Regions from separate parts of the Mus musculus genome. Here region 1 is linked to region 2. The links are chromatin loops, found by intact Hi-C in ENCODE. Cell type or tissue: heart. All regions are shown on one strand.

Region 1 (8,000 bases), 110 kb after region 2:
TTAAAAAAGACTCAGATTTCAATGTTTATGTCCAATGTGTTTATATACCAGAAAGAGAACAAAAATCCCTGAGGAAAAAAAGCTGGGGAAGAAAAAAAAAATCCTTCCATGGGTGCTTTTGTGTGACTTTTGTGTGGAACGATTCAGTGACTCTAAATTCTGTTTCTACAAATTATTAAACTCTGCAACATCTTAATGAAAACCAGGGCTACACCAGTTTCTGGTAAGTCTGCTTAACTCTAGGCTCAACTGACAGGCAAGGACTGAATGAACCAGCAGCACAATTATCTGGACACCTGTGAGTCAGGCCAGGAGAGGGACCAGGATGGTAGATGTAACAGGAAGAGCCCTGACAACTGTCTCTACATAGAAGTACATTGTATTAGCAGGAAAACCGAAATGAAACCCTGCCTAGCAAAGCAGACAAACAAAGGATAAACATAAGTACTTTAAATATTTAGGGCATCTTTTAGGTGAACACTCATGTGACACTGGAAAGCATCAACAGGAAAGGGAAGCCCTGTCTCTGGAGAAGCTGTTATGGTATGATAATGGAATTTGGCCCCTTTAAAAATCAACAAATGAGTCGCACAATTGGGTGAGACTCTCTCATTAGGAAACTAAACTGCTTTCCGCTGGAGCACTAATGTTGCTCTTGAAGACTTTTGGCCTTCTGCTTCAATACTTTGTTTTGCTTTGTTTTGTTTTGTTTTATGACAACAATTTGAGAAAAAAAAACAACAAGATAAAATTTGGAAGTAACATGCAATGTCATAATTTAGTTGAGGAATAAAATATGCTAAAGGAAGCAACTTGCTTTCACTAAAAAGAACTCAAAGGACCTCTTTAAGAACTACACTTGGACTACATACTCTACACACCACACCGTGTCACCCGATTAACAAACAAGATCCACCTGCCATGCCTAAACCAGAGCTAGAGTTTACATCTTTAAATGCTAGGGCTTCTGAAAGATGAAATGTTAAAAAAAAAAAAAAAAAAAAAAAGAATAATTAGAAGCAGGCCCCATGATTTTTCCCTCATTTCCTTTAGCTCCTGGAAACTGTCCCCAGCAAGAACCCGTGATTTACTGGTAATGTCAACATTCTGGAAAATTAGGTAATTAATAATTAAACACTGTGCAGGTCAACACGTAAAAAGATCAGAGTCACAAATCACAATGCAGCAGGATGAAAATTAAGTTCACAGACAGAAACTCCTAAAATTGTGAGTCTAGAACTACCACAGGACAGGAATCCACCCGATGATGCACCAGTACCCACCGACCTCAAGCTCTGACCTTCACCCAAAATGACCTCCCTCTGGTTCCAAAACGAGTACACAATCTTAATGCACCCGACAGAAAACCACAATCATGGTTTTCCTTCATTTCCTCTGAGAATATGGGGGAAAGTTTCTCTCCCAAAAAAACCTGCATTTCCAAATTCAATCAACCGGTTAACTTGGCAGCAACCCTAGACTAATTGCACAGCTCCGAAACAACCCTCTTTCCTATGCCTGTCAATTGCACTAGCTGAAGGCAAATCTGCATCACCGACTCCCCTGCTGCGTGGGACCGAATCCAGGGAAGGTTAGCGACCGAGGAACTTCATACCCACCTGTCCGTGATAGTAGACTGTGTGCCACTCATTGGGGCCCTTGGCGAGAGGTCTTCTTTTTATCCAACTTGCATTTTACAGTAACACCTCCACACCCCACCCCCAGTGCTCTGGGATCAGGCCCAATTTCGGCAGGGACACAAAAGTCCAACTCAAAACTCCATTCAGTCATCTAGAACATCCGATTGCAAGGGGTCAAGGAAAGGGGATGCGGGCTGAGGCAAAACAAGTTATCTCCCCAAACAAACCGAGCAAGTCGGCCACAAGGCGAGCTCAAGAACTAAGAACGATCCTCAGCAAGGCACGGAGAGAAAACTTCGTCACAGAGGGAAGTCGCGAGCCGTAGGACGGGAACCGGGATCCCTCCGGAGCTGGGGCAGGATCGGCTCAGGGACGGGCGTCGGCTTCGGTCCCGAGTCGGCGGGGCCCGGCCCTCGGGTCCCCGCTCTATCTGGGGCTGCGGGCCACTCGTGGCCGCAGCCTCCGCCGCGTCTCACACCGTCCCGCGCCGGACTCGCGCCGCCCCATGTCCCCGGGCCGAGGGCCCTGAGCTGCTCCGCGCCGCCCCCACCCGGCTCCGGCCGCCGCGCTGACAGGGACCCTGTCTCAGCGCCCGGGGCAGCTCCCCATCCCTCGGAGGCCCCCGCGCTTCTTCCGCAGTGGCACGGCGGCTCCTCCCCGACGCTCTGGTAGGCGGCGGCTCCCGCGAGGAGCGGGAGGTCTCGGCCCGGCCCGGAAGCCCGGCCCCCGAGCAGCGGCGGCGGCGGTGGCGGTGGAGGCTCGGTGCGCAGGGCCGTTCGCCCGGTCTCAGGGGCACTCGCGGGAGCGCGCCCAGGGTGGAGGGGGCCGCCGGCGGTGACGAGCCTTGCGACCGCTGCGGGCGGGCGCGCGCGCGGGTTCCGGTTCCGGTTCTGTCCCCTCGGCCCGGCGCGACTGGAGCGCGCCGAGCCGTCCCCTCCCCCGCCGACTTTTTTGGGCCCTTCTCCCTGGGACTTCGGGAAGCCGCTTCACCCGGGATCCCTCCGCTTCCCGGACTCTCCAAACTTGAGCAGATACTTCCGCTCAGTGCTGTCGCGGGGGATAGAGGGAAGCGAAAAAGTAGTTCTGTGTGGCGAAGCGGGCACTGCTGCCTTCTTGCCCCTCGAATGCTCTCGAGGTGCAGCCCACAGTGTACAATCCACCCGGGACAGCAGAGGAGCCATTCCACAGTCTCGAGGAGTTCACGTTTAGAGGTTCTTCGGAACTCCCGGGCTGGAAACTTTTATTCTTTAAGAGAATGTATTCGTTCCCGGTGTCAAATGCTTTTGATGACTGCGTGCGAGCCCAGGTCCACGGGCCCCCGACAGTGTTAGGCAAACCTGCGCGCGCGCGCACACACACACACACACACACACACACACACACAGGTTTTGGGGTGAGCCAATCACCTGGGGCACCTGCTGGCCTAGTCCCACAGCACGGAGGGGAAAGGGGTGGGGGGATGGCCAGAAGAGGCTGTGGAGAAAGGATCTGGGCCCACACTTAAGCCAGGAGTTCCTGATATAAATATTGCTTTTAGGCTGTTTTGCCTTGGCAAAATGAACTGTATTGTTTGCCAAATTGAGAACGCATGGTGCTTTCCACAGCAAGTTAATAAGCGTGTTGTGAAAAGAGATGGAAGAAGTAATACATCTGTCCGGTAAACAGCACAGCACGAGGGATCCCTTTGAAGAGTTCCCAAATGTTTTCTGGTTTCTCTTTCGATGGGGTAGAGACATTCAGCTAACCATGTAGTTTTCTGATTGAATAAATCTGTCCCTGAGGAAATGAGGGACCACGACACAATATAGTTCTCCAATTCTGCCTGTAAACATCAAGCGACTATTCCTTTTATACAATTATCTTCAGTCTCTTCTGAGCTTCAATCCGTGTAGGTGGGAAGAGACTTCGGCCATTTTGTGGAAATCAAATCTAATAAACAGTGGGTGTGGAAAGGAAATAATTACCTCTTAATAATGCTGTTTCTAAGTCATTCCACAACAGTTCGCGAAACGATCGGATCATCACCCCTGAATAGATGCATGAGCTCAAGGTGACGTTAGAATGGGGGGCAAAGGGGAAAAGATAAACAGAAGCCTGAAATGACTCTCTCGCTAGATTTTTTTTTTTTTAAGTTCGGGGCACAGCCAGCTAATTTTGTAATGTTTATTTTTGGAAAGAATAGAAGCAGATTGGAGTTCCAAGCCACTTTCCTAACGATCAGACCTGGACACGTTGCCATCTGCTGGTAAATCCCAACATGGCAATTCTAGCCTGAAGACTCCAACTTGTTTCTACCTATCGTTGGAAAGAGTTCCAAACATCCATCACTATAAACGAGATGTGAACCTTCTCCCCAAGCTTACTCGAGTTTTCTTGAGTGTGCTGTCCTCTTCTCCCTTGTCCTACTAATGTCACAATGCAAGTATCAAGCGAATGGGGGGGGGGGGTCTGATGACTCATCAAATCATGAATTTTAAAAATAAGTTCCCGTCTTCCTTTCCAGCCTGCCTCAATGCTTGAGCTTCAGGGGTGAGACAAACTGGGAACACTTCCTAGTTCACCTTCTCTTCCTTGCATACAAAACCTTTTGGCAAGCTGTTTTCAACATCTTTCCAAATTTTACAGCCCCAGCGTTCTAGCTGTGAGCAAAGGCGGCATTTTGCTGTGGGAAAGCTTTCAGAAGATGGTCAGCAGAGGACTGAATAACTACTGTTTCAATGATGAAAATCTCTAATCACTCACAAGGCTCTGATTTTATTTTTTAATATCCTGACAAAAGGCTCATTATAACTTCACCACTAAGAGTCTACCTATGGAATGCCTTCAGTAGAGCCAAGCAAACCAAGGTCCCTTCCCTAGGTCACACATAGCCCTTTACCTAGGAAAGTGGCACCAGTGACCCAATCCCTGGACATGCAGTTTCCAGTGGAACATCCTCGAGGCCACATTTATCCTCTTATTCACTGCTTCAATGTGCTTATGAAGGGCCTGCTGTACCCAGGACTGTTGTAAGCATCAGAAATCCACTGTCTAGCTGGTTATGGTAGCTTCCACCTTTACTCCCAGCACTTGAAAGGCTGAGGTAGGAGGATGACTTGTGAATTTGGAGGAAGGCTACATGGTGAGTTTCAGGCCAGCCTGTGCTACAGAGCAAAGCCCTGTCTCAAAAAGGGGGAGTAGGAATGAGGAGGTAGCTCAGTGGTAGAGTACTTGTCAAGCAGGCCTGAGACACTGGGGGTGGGGGAGCAACTGCTCAAACAGTTGGTAAAATCAGAATATTATTCCTCCACGTTTAGGCAAACTATTTTCTGCACTGATTGTGTGCTGATTGCTATCTTCCACATAAAAAATAGGAATGATTAATGCTAAAGAGCAGATTACTGTCAACATTTCTACAAGCCAGAGGCTTTTCTCCCTTGGTAAAACCGCAACAAAGATACGAAGGCAGACTCTGGGTTTATAGAAAGTTATTTTATTTCTATAAAATTTAGTACAAATCGTATTGAAATATAAATCCTTCTTGAGCAATATCAGGGATGATTACACAGTAATTCAAATGCAAATAAGTGTCCCCTTTTGTGTCTGGGGACACATCGCACACTAGTCTGCCCTTCATTTACCTGGGTTGTAAAAACAGGCAACCTCTTAACTGCTGAGTCATCTTCAAGAGGTTTTTAATCTCTGACTTTCCTCATAGTTACTAGTTAGACCATCAAGAAGAGCTGAAATGAGGAATTCCTCCCCACTTATCGCTCGTTCAGGTGCCTTGTTATCAAAAATAAATAAATAAATAAAAACCTACAGGCATTTGCTTGAGTTTGCCTCAAACAGAAAGATCTACAATCCTTTCCTTCTGAGGAGGGAGGGAGAAAGGAACCAGCATGAATTTGATTAAGCCTGCTCCCTGGTCTGGTCTGGAGCAGGTTACACGGGGCCAAAATACAAAAGCCAGTTTTGTTTTGTTTTTTTCTTTATGCCTATGTGCCAAGCCACTCTTATTGACTCTGCTTTTGCTGAAGTCAGCATTCCCCAGTTTCCAGTTCTGCCCACAGTTTTGCTGGAAAGGAACACACCACCACCAGGGATTGGGTAGAGTGCTTTGCCTCGCAAGCGCAAGGCCCTGGGTTCGGTCCTCAGCTCTGAAAAAGGAAAAAAAAAAAGACTTCTCAAAGGAACACACCAACATATCTATGACACAAATCAGAGAAAAGGAAGCATGGTGTTATCTGTCCAGAAAACAAAAACGAAAGCCCGACAGCTAAAAGATACCTCTTTAGCTACTTACTGTTAAAGAACCTTTCCATTTGCAAGAATGTCTACGTTTTCAACCTCCCTTGTGACTGGTTTTTGTAGGTAATGCTGCTCACTGGGTTAGTGTCCCCAGTGACTATAGAATGGGCTGACACTTCTCTCTGACCTTTAACCTTGCTTCTTCAGTAGCACCATCTCCTGGCTTACCACCTGAATTAACCAGTCACCATTGATCTAAATAATATAGGAAAGACAACAAATGCACAAACAGATAATACTTTTTTTTTTCCATTAAAGCCCTACATTGGAGCCAGGCATGGTGGCACAGGATTGTAATCCTAGCCCTGAGGAAGCTTAAGTGGAAAAATAGAGTTCAAGGCCAGCCTGAACTATACAAGCAAGACAGTGTCTCAGGAGAAGGGAAAAGGTGATTTAAGGGGGGGGGGGGGATCTAAAACAAAGAAAAAGTAAGAAAAGAAGGAGGTAGAGGAAGAAGAAACGAAGGGAGGAAGGGAGGAAGGGAGGAAGGGAGGAAGGGAGGAAGGGAGGAAGGAAGGAAGGAAGGAAGGAAGGAAGGAAGGAAGGAAGGAAGGAAGGAGCCTGAGGCTATCACATACATGAAAATCTTTGGTTCTAGTTTGCAGTATGTACCAGGAGCTGAAACCTGAACTCCATCTCAAGTACAGTGGAATCCACATGGTAAATCCCCGTGGAATTTAGCCATGGCCTCTCATGCCTAGCAGATTAATTCACAAAAGCCCTGAGAACTGGCATACTCTTCCTGGTCGGGCAGAACCCGTACAACTGGACCAAGTAAATCTAAATCTACCCACATCTCACTCATCTTGCATCTGAAGCACTAGCTCTACAGTTTCTGTGCACACAGAGTTAACACAGGAACCCTGAGCTGCTATCCTTGCAAAGGCCTGCTTGTAACGTTGGTGAGGGCTCCCACCAGAAACTGTTAAGATTGCCTCACTGTTCCTAAACTGTTTCTGAAACACTATGGCTTATGCCAAATGACCGCTTTGGGGGATCTGGAATGTTGCCTCACGCTACTTAGAAGCACATGACCTACTGCCATCAAAGTTTGGGACACCAAGTGTTTGATGACTTTCATGTGTGTTGTTGTGAATCACTCCTGTATATCCAAGCAAGAGACTAGAAGCGAGTGCTTAGATCCCATGAGCTTGGACAAAGGTTCTTTTCCCTTTGCTGAGTCTTCTCCGTATCCTTTCATCATTGCAGATGAAAGCCCTGAGTCTTCTTGATGAATCATGGAAGCCGAGGGTGTCCTTGGTAACCTCTGGCACAGTTAGTGAAGGGAGACGCAGTGAGAAGTTCCTGCCATTGTTAGCTTCACTCCCTCCTCTCTGTCCCTCTTGGCATAACAGCTCCCATTCACAGATACTTGAATGCCTGACCCATGCCCCTTCCTGAGAGTCCCTCCCTTTACATGGGATGAACATACTTAAAATGTCTCGTGGAAATCAGGAGTAAGTGTGGGGAAGGAGTTATTTCCAAAAGAACAAGAAACAGCACTGATTTGACTCAAGTTCTTTTCAGAGATGTCTGAATACCAAGGTCTCCAATGAACATGGGGACCCAAAAAACAAGTGACAGTGGTCATCACTAAACAGCTCTGCCCACTTGTCAATCATCACTGAGGGTGTACAAGTGCCACTACAGGAGTAGGTGTTTCAAGACTGCATATGCTTAGCCTGGAAAATGACTGAAGTCATAACCATACCTTTAGCCCTTTTTTGAAACCTAAGTGCTCGCTTTCTAAGCCCTATAAGCTTAGCTCTGTTTCTGACCCTGGTCCCATGACCAATTCAATCCAATCCACTGACTGGGGACAAGCCTTGACTAGTGTGTCTTGAGATGCCCATTGTGTCTTAGCTGCCGCTCTTCATTCCGTCTGCTTCTCCACGCATGGTACTTCTTGATGCTTTTCTTCCATGCAAAGCGCCAGATGCTAACCATGAAGCACCAAGACACAGCATACATCGCCACACCCCCAACCTTCACAAACCACTTGGGGGTGGGTGAGACCATTTCACAGAAAAGGAGATGAGCGCCCACACCAATCCTCACACCAGTGAACAG
Region 2 (8,000 bases):
GTGTGTGTGTGTGTGTGTGTGTGTGTGTGTGTGTGTGTGTTTTTAAAGTCTCAACTCTGCTTCCTTTAGAAAACAGAAGATTTATTTGCCAATAACAACTAGCCAGTTTCCTCAATCCCCCTTATCTTTCTTTCCCGGAATGAAAAAAATTTTCCAACTACTGGTGTTGGGTCTTCTCTTCTTATTTATGAACAGTCTCCCTGTGTGTGCCTGGATGGCCTTGAACCTTTGATCCCTCTGCTTCTGGCTCTTGAAGGTGACTCTGGCTCTATCACCTTACCCAGGGGCTCCAATGTAGATTTTTAGTTTTGTGACTTTCCTCGTGCATCTTATAAGCTTCAAATGGCCGGCATCTGTGTATAGTTAACACCTCAAGAGTTCAGGCAGTGGTTTGGAGTTTTGATTTTTAGGAAAATAAAAAACTATCATTCAACATATTTCTATTGTGAACTGTAGAATACTACAATATTTAAATCAAACTAAACTGGGATTCATTTGTAATTAAAATCTTCCATTTTTCCACTGTTTACTCTAATGAATGACTCACCTGTATCATTCTCTCTCCCTCCCTCTTGGGAAAGAGCAGTCCCTGAGGTGGCAGAGGACATGGAACTGGCGGGCAGGTATCCAGTGTCTGTTCCTTCATTGGCTACTCCACTCTGGCGCAACTTGGCAGGGTCCTGAGGCTCAGGACTCACAGACGAGGGAGTGGATAAGTGCTTCGGGTGGCGTGACTTCTGTATCTCCATGGCCCTGCCAACTGAACAGAAAGCAATGGTCAGAAGCATGTGTTGCAGAGCGGCTGTACAGGAGGGAAATAAATGGGGTTGGGGTAAGGAAGGAGAGAGCAGATAAGGAAAGTTAAGAGGGATGGAGCAGAAGAAAGAACATAGAAGGAGAAGCTGGCAAGAGCAGTGGCCGTGGAGGCAGAGGGAATGCTGGGAGACAGTTTTATCTCCTGAAAAATTAAAGATGCAGCCTCTATCTGTGAGTGTTATCCCTCTCCACCTTTCCCTATATATTCACAATATCTCCGCTGTACCAAAGACTGCCCTCCTCCTTACTCTTGCTCACATCAGATTCTTTCGGGTCATCCTCTGCTACCTTATGCATCCTCACATGGCTCTGGACAGCCCGAATCTAAGTCCATCTTCTCCTTCTTCGCAGATTGCCTCTGCCTGGCACTTGCAGGACTCCCCATGTCCTGGAGACGCAGCATCACTGCTCTCCAACCAAACTGTCACCCCATTATGCCAGAACCTCAGGTGAGAAGCCCAGCACAGGCTGGCTACCTTCCTAGTACCACATCTGTCTCTGCTGCCACACTGTCTGGTGGTCTGACCTCGCTCTGCAGATGGGGTTGACAGGCTGTCAGAAAAAGCACAGTGGACACATGGAAACCACAGAAATACGCAGAAAGTAAGTAACAGTAAGTACAAAGGGACTAGACAAGTCATGGTGGAGTGATCGATGACCAGGGGTGTGCATGCATGTGTGTATGTGTGCGTGTGGTGTGCAGGTCTGAATGAGACAACTCTGAGTACTATTTCCATTCCTCAGTCAAAGTCCACATTCTTTTTTAAGTCCAGCCTCTTCTCACCTGGAACTCAGTACGTAGGTCAGGCTAGCAGGCCAGGGATCCACCTGTCTCTGGCTTCCCAGATTCCAGCTACTACATTCGGCATTCTTCCTCAACATGGGCTCTACAGCAGATTGAATGTCTCTTTTAAGAGCTTTACCAACTGAGCTAGCTCCCTGGCCCAAAGCTTTTTTTTTTTTTTTTTTTAAATTGAATAAGATAAAAATCAAAGATAAGAAGCCGTGGCAGGCATGGGATGGCACACGTCACTGATGAAGATGTTCACATCAGTTAATACAGCACCGTAGGTGAGCTTTGTTCAGAACAGCACTAGGGGAAACAAGGCAGAGTGCAGCATCAGCAACAGCAGCTGCAGAGCAGCTGCCTCCAGCAACACATTCCCGACCAAACAGGCTTCTGAGGAAAGGCAGCAAGAACAGCACCTCGAGCTTCAACGTACTTGCACTGTTGTCGTGGCGGCTTGGTCTTCTTGGGGGTCCCAAAATGCTGGGGAATCCTCTTCGCTTCCCTTTTTCTTCGCCCTCTCTATCTTTCTTCATGCTTTGCTAAATTCAAGGTACAATTACAGTAAGATAAGAGACATGGAATAGTAGGTCTTGTTGTTGTTTTCAAATACAGCAATGTGACTCTAATGGCCAGCTGAAAGGAAATGGCACGATACTCAGAAAAGAACCACGGCGCCCATGGAGCCGAGCTGCGTGTGAACCTCCAGCTCAGCATGCCTTATTTTCTGCTTTTGCATTTTTGGTGTGAGACAACATCTGATGTAGTCCTGGCTGCCCTTAAGCCCACTATATAGACAAGGGTGACCATGACCTCTGGATCTTCCTGCTTGTAACTCCCAAGTGCTGTTGATGCAGGCCTGCACTACCAAGCTCAGCTTTCAACACAAATAATGCTCTTAGAAAGTAAAAAGCCAATTTTACCAGCAGCTTGCTGACAAACATTTGCTGTTTTACAGCATCATTCACCCATTCAACATTTTCATAGTATGTGAAAGCACCGTGCTAAAAACTAGGGACACACCTTTACACTCTAAGAAACACTAAATAAAACCTAATAATTACTGAGACAGGTGCCCTGAAGTGACAGTCTAAGGTACTGGTTTGCAGGCGGCAGGCATATAAACGTTACCTTACCTAATAATAAGCTTTTCTATGTGTGGATTTCTCACTAGATAGTTTCTTGGCAAGAGAGACCAAGTTAGACCTATCACGATGCTCAGTGCTGATGTGCTGCCTTAGTAAACGCTGGGAAGGAATCACTGTCCGCAAATGTGCAGAATGGCAAGGTAGCCCCTGTGCTATTGCCCCAGCCGCACCTTGATCTTTGGAAGGAAGCCGATCCGACCCCGCTTGTGCTCCAAGTTTCGAGGTTCTTTCACTTTTACTCCCAAATACTTCATATACATGAGAATTACATACTGCATTGTGGAACTGGAGGAGAAACGATTGAATACTGTAAGAATTCTGATGTGAGAAGGATGGTCAGAATAAAGAGATCAAGTGATTTCTAGAGGCCCAATGATGGAAATTAATCAAGGCAGAAACTTTAAAAAAAAAAAAAAAAGTACACAAACCAATTCTATCCACATGACACTAGAGTTACAAACCAAATAAAAAACAGGCCACCAGAGGGAGCCTACAGTCTACATATGAAGTTTAAAGAAACAGACATTTTAGAGCAGAGAGAGAACCTAGCTCTAGTTGGGGTAGGGAACATTATATTACCTCCTTTCTTCTTCTACAGCCTGAGCAGTCATCCTAAAAATAGGAATATTTTAAGGTGAAATACATACAATTGCAGATGGTCTATCTATAAGTCAGTGATACATTTGGAAGTGATCTATCTGTAAGTCACACAACACAGTTCAAGGCCCTGGGTTCAATCCAAGGTGCCATCAAAAAGATCAAAGAAACATATACATTTAATCAGAGATTTGCTATTTAAGCTTAGACACCTGAAACAACAGAAAAGAACTAAATGATTAGGGTCCCGTGTACATCAAGGATAAAATACTCAAGCAACTCTACTCCACAAAGGACCCCCACCATTTCACAGCTGCGTCATTAGATGAGTGTGTTCCACAGCAGCAAGTACTGCCCAAGGCCTTAAGTCATGCAGTGAAAGTGGTCACCAGCGCTTATCACTGACTACAAGTCTTGGAGTTACTCATTAACCAACACTCAGAACGGAGAAGGCAAGAACTTTCAAAAGGAAAAAAATTCCATTTCCAGTGTCAGGACGAATAATTCTACACATTGCAACCTGACTGCTCCACCAGATCTGCTTAAAGAGGGCTCCAAGCAAAAGCAGCATTTCTGCATGCCGTTCTGACTTACAACACTTCTTCAATTTTGGTAACGATCTGTTCCGCACATGCTCGCTCCTTCTCCAGAGTTCCCCGGTCCTTGTCTCTCTCTGCATCAAGTTTAGTCAGCTCACTCTCAGCCAAGGTCAGCCCCATGCTGCGTTTCTGTCTAAAAGAGTTAGGAAAAAATATCTCAGCAGAGAGCAAACTATCTCCCTCTAGGTGTCTAGACAGCCCTACCTACAACTGACTATGGACAGGCAGGATGTCCTGTTTCCTACTTTGACCTAACAAGTTGAGGGTCAAGATGCTGCACTGAGCCACCTCCATGCTGAAAGGGCCTGAATGGAGACTATGGACTCTCATCCACCCTCTGACTTCAGATGCCCACTATGTTTAACGACAGGGCTAAGGTCATATGGTTTACATATGTAGCTTTTTCCTATTTAAAAATATAAGCCAAATAACTCACAATGAGCACACCAAGTTTTCTCTAACCCCAGCTTACCGGAAATCCTCCAAGTGCCTCTGAACTTCAGGGTGGACTCTCTCCTGCATTGTCTGAATGTAGAGGCGATGCAGATCCTCAGGAATAAGCTCAGGTCTTCTCTTTTCTGCACAAAGAAGAGGAATTAAGTGATCTAAAGAGATGGTCTATGCAGCCTGACACTGGCAGCACAGTGACATTGCACATCCACACTGAACTTACTACACCAGAGAACTTACTCAGTGCAGTTACTGCACTTCCTGTCAGAAGCCAGCTCTCATCCTTTCATCCTCTCAGTGTAGTAGACTCTCTTTCAGCTGTGAGTCACATGGTTAAAGTAGCCTGACTAAACTAACATAAAACAGCGGATCTGAGGCGAGCCACAGTTTGATGGAGACACTAATCTTCAGGGACTCGGGTGCTTCAAACTTACCTAGATCCACGGAGATTTCCTCAGGAACTGGAACCTTCAGGTGCTGAAACAACACAAGCAGAGTCAGAGCTGCCCCGCAGGCTTCCGGGGCAGACTGAGGAAGGTGTGTAGGTTTATCCTAAAGGTGTTTGCTAATCCAGCTGTTCTTGCCCGTCCAAGTGACACAGCCCTGTCTATTGCTTAGACATGGAAATAAACTCTTTCCCCAAAGTTCTGCTGTGAACAAAGAACTAGCCATTTTATCGGGCAGCAAAATAAATGCTTCGGTACCACTCCACGTAACTATCTGACATCAGCTTACTATAAACGCTGGTCAATATAATCAGTTATGCATTACCTGAAATGATACAAGTAAACCTAAGCTATGCGTCTATTATATAGGAAAACTTGACTCACATAAGTATGATGTTCATGTCTGAATCTGAGCGGCTCATCCTACAGACCACGTGATTATCAGTAATGTTCTTAGCTAACTGTTAAATCCCTCAGCAGTACACTGCCGATGAAAAAGTACTGGATGTTATGTTGAGTTTTTGAGTCTTAAACTCTCAACAACAATCAGTAATAATCAGTAGTTCCTGCAGTAGAACTGAAGCAACTATTTTAAGATACACTTCTTTCTATCAGGATTTCTCCCCATAAGCATGAAGAATTATTATCAGACTATAATGTTCTTTACCCAATAACTAAACAGAAAATCTTATTATTTTGTATTCAGAGGAAATATCTTGGTTCTTATACAAATTTTATACTGTACACCTATTAAAGTCATATATTTCCTAAATTTATAATTCTTATAAAGATCTAAAGTTGTAAATTTGAAAATAAGTCAGTGTTAAAATATTATGAGACCATTACATAATTTATTTTGGTGTGTGTATGTGATGTGTGCACATGTGTGTAAGTATTTACACTTGTACATGCATGCATCTGTGAAGGCCAATGTTGGCTTCTACTATCACTCTCTACCCTATTCTTTTTTTTTTTTTTTTTTTTAAAGATTTATTTATTTATTATATGTAAGTACACTGTAGCTGTCTTCAGACACTCCAGAAGAGGGAGTCAGATCTCGTTACGGATGGTTGTGAGCCACCATGTGGTTGCTGGGATTTGAACTCCTGACCTTCGGAAGAGCAGTCGGGTGCTCTTACCCGCTGAGCCATCTCACCAGCCCCTACCCTATTCTTTTGAGACAGGGTTTCTCATTGAACCTGATACTGACTGATCTATTAGCCTGGCTGGCTGCAGAGTCCCTGGAATCCTTGTCTCCCTGTCTTCCCTCCTGCGCTGGGAGTACAAGTGTGCACAGCCACGCCTGGCTCCTTATGTGGGTGCAAACATCTAATTCAAGTACTTATACTTGCACAACAAGCACTTACCGCTGAGCAAGCCATCTCTGGCCCCTAAGAAGAGTGAAATGGCAAGACATGTTCATACATGTCTGTAATCCCAACACTTGGGAACCAGAGATGGGAGAATCTTAAGCCAAAGGCCTGCCTGGGCTAAAAGACTCTGTTTCAATGATATGGAAAAGGGAAAGACGTGAGAAACAGAAAACAGAAATGTTCTTTTAGCACACATGCAAAAAAGTACATGTGGGTTAGCAGTGTAGCTCAACAGCACAGCCTTGCTGAGTGCACTGAGACAGGGGTGTGATTCTAGCACCACAAGAAATCAAATAAAAACTAATTCATTTACATATGGACATGAGTAATATAATTTTGACTGGTCACATGAAAGAAGAATCAATACGTTAGTATGGATTCTCCTAACACTTTGCTGCTGGCACAGCTCCTGAGCAGCCGACAGGCAGGCAGGCAGGTAGATGCACAGTTCGAGGGAAGTAGGTGATCCATCCACACTTTACACTCTTTCCAGGAAAGCAGCAGGGTCAGAGCTGGGATGCAGAGACAGCTCAGTGGTGAAGAGCATGTGATCTCGCAGAGTTCACTTAGGGCCTGACCCTGTCTTCTGTCACCCATAGTCCCTGACACACAAGTGGTACATTACCCTCACAGACAACAAACATACATGAAAATAAAAAAATCAGTAAAATAAAAAACAAAGTCTTCTGTTGAGGAATCTTGGAGAGAAGTGATGGAGACTAGAGTTTAAAGCAGCCATCTAAGAGAACAAGTGTGAACAGACAAGGGCTGGCAATGTGGCAGACGAAGTGTTTGCCTAGCACTTATGAAACTATGGGCGTCATCCCAGCACCTCATAAAGCACCTCATAAAACTAGATATGGCCGGTCGCAGATGCCTTTAATCTCTGCAATTAGGAAACAGGCAAGACAGTAAGTTTAAGGTCATTTTCAATGACATGCTGAATTCATGGCTGACGTGAAACCCTGTGTAAAACTAAAGGGATAAAGAATATGGGGAGGGGTGGGATGACTGCAGAGTTCCTACAGACAAATGCTTGCTAAATAAGCATGAGGACTGAGGACCTGAACTTGGGCCCTCAACATCCACATAAAAGCAGGGCACAGTGGGTGTGGCGGGGAGGCAGATGCAGGAGGATCCCTGGAGCACACTGGTCAGCTGATCTAAGTCAGTGACTGAGCTGAGAGTCAGTGAAAGACCTGGTTTCAACATAATAACATGGATGGCTAGGGAGATGGCTAAGCAGGGAAGGAGTTTGTTATTCCAGCCTAAAACCTGAATTCAATCCCTGGGACCCACACAGTGGAAGAACTGACTTCCACTGCTTGCCCTCTGCATCTTAGCACAAGTATACATGAAACACACCAATAAAAAAACTAATTATAGTAAAAATAATAATAATAATAATAATAATGTGAGAAAGACACCTGATGCTGGCCTCTGGCCTGCATGTGTATAAGAAGATGTGTGTATGCATAGACTAAGGAAACAATTTTTTTGAAGATAAACTAACAAAAACAGGTGATGAGAAAAGGACCAAGCAACAAGATCATCCAAGGACATATTATAGGCTATTATTTACCCTTACTTAGCAAAAAAATACTCATGATAAAATTCAGCTTAAAAATAAAAGACTTAAACAAGTATGGTACATTGTGCTTATGAGTGGAGGCCAGAGGACAATGCAGTATCTTCTTCTATCACTGCCTACCTTACTGTTAGTGATGGGATCCCTCACCAAACCTCAGGCTCAATGACTGGCTAGACTTCCTGGACAGCAAACC

Evidence for each region. Hi-C counts contacts between places; a loop is a spot of excess contacts. Peaks named below come from ENCODE experiments on the same cell type or tissue, not always from the same donor. Only the 100,000 strongest peaks of a DNase experiment are listed, where the experiment ranks them.
Region 1: a loop joins it to region 2, with 9 times the contacts of the local background. A loop is called at or near these places in 27 of 42 quality-filtered maps.

Annotation. Positions count from the first base shown.
Region 1 is chr9:43,103,560-43,111,559 of GRCm38, forward strand. Arhgef12 (Rho guanine nucleotide exchange factor (GEF) 12) reads right to left here and starts at 2,159. Exons shown (of 41, transcript NM_001359232.1): 1 at 1,620-2,159. The coding sequence starts at 1,651. Tlcd5 (TLC domain containing 5) reads right to left here. Exons shown (of 3, transcript NM_001034863.3): 3 at 5,094-8,000. The coding sequence ends at 7,761. In heart, a CTCF peak has its summit at 3,887 (motif pointing left); DNase peaks (open chromatin) are centred at 1,842, 2,522, 3,012 and 3,792; H3K4me3 peaks cover 4,186 bases; H3K27ac peaks cover 3,474 bases.
Region 2 is chr9:42,997,027-43,005,026 of GRCm38, forward strand. It overlaps Arhgef12 (Rho guanine nucleotide exchange factor (GEF) 12), which reads right to left. Exons shown (of 41, transcript NM_001359232.1): 16 at 4,832-4,874; 17 at 4,420-4,525; 18 at 3,943-4,080; 19 at 3,331-3,363; 20 at 2,922-3,036; 21 at 2,040-2,145; 22 at 548-760. Among named protein-coding and RNA genes, the nearest start is that of Gm36648, 53 kb to the left of the region's middle. In heart, a CTCF peak has its summit at 3,243 (motif pointing right); a DNase peak (open chromatin) is centred at 695.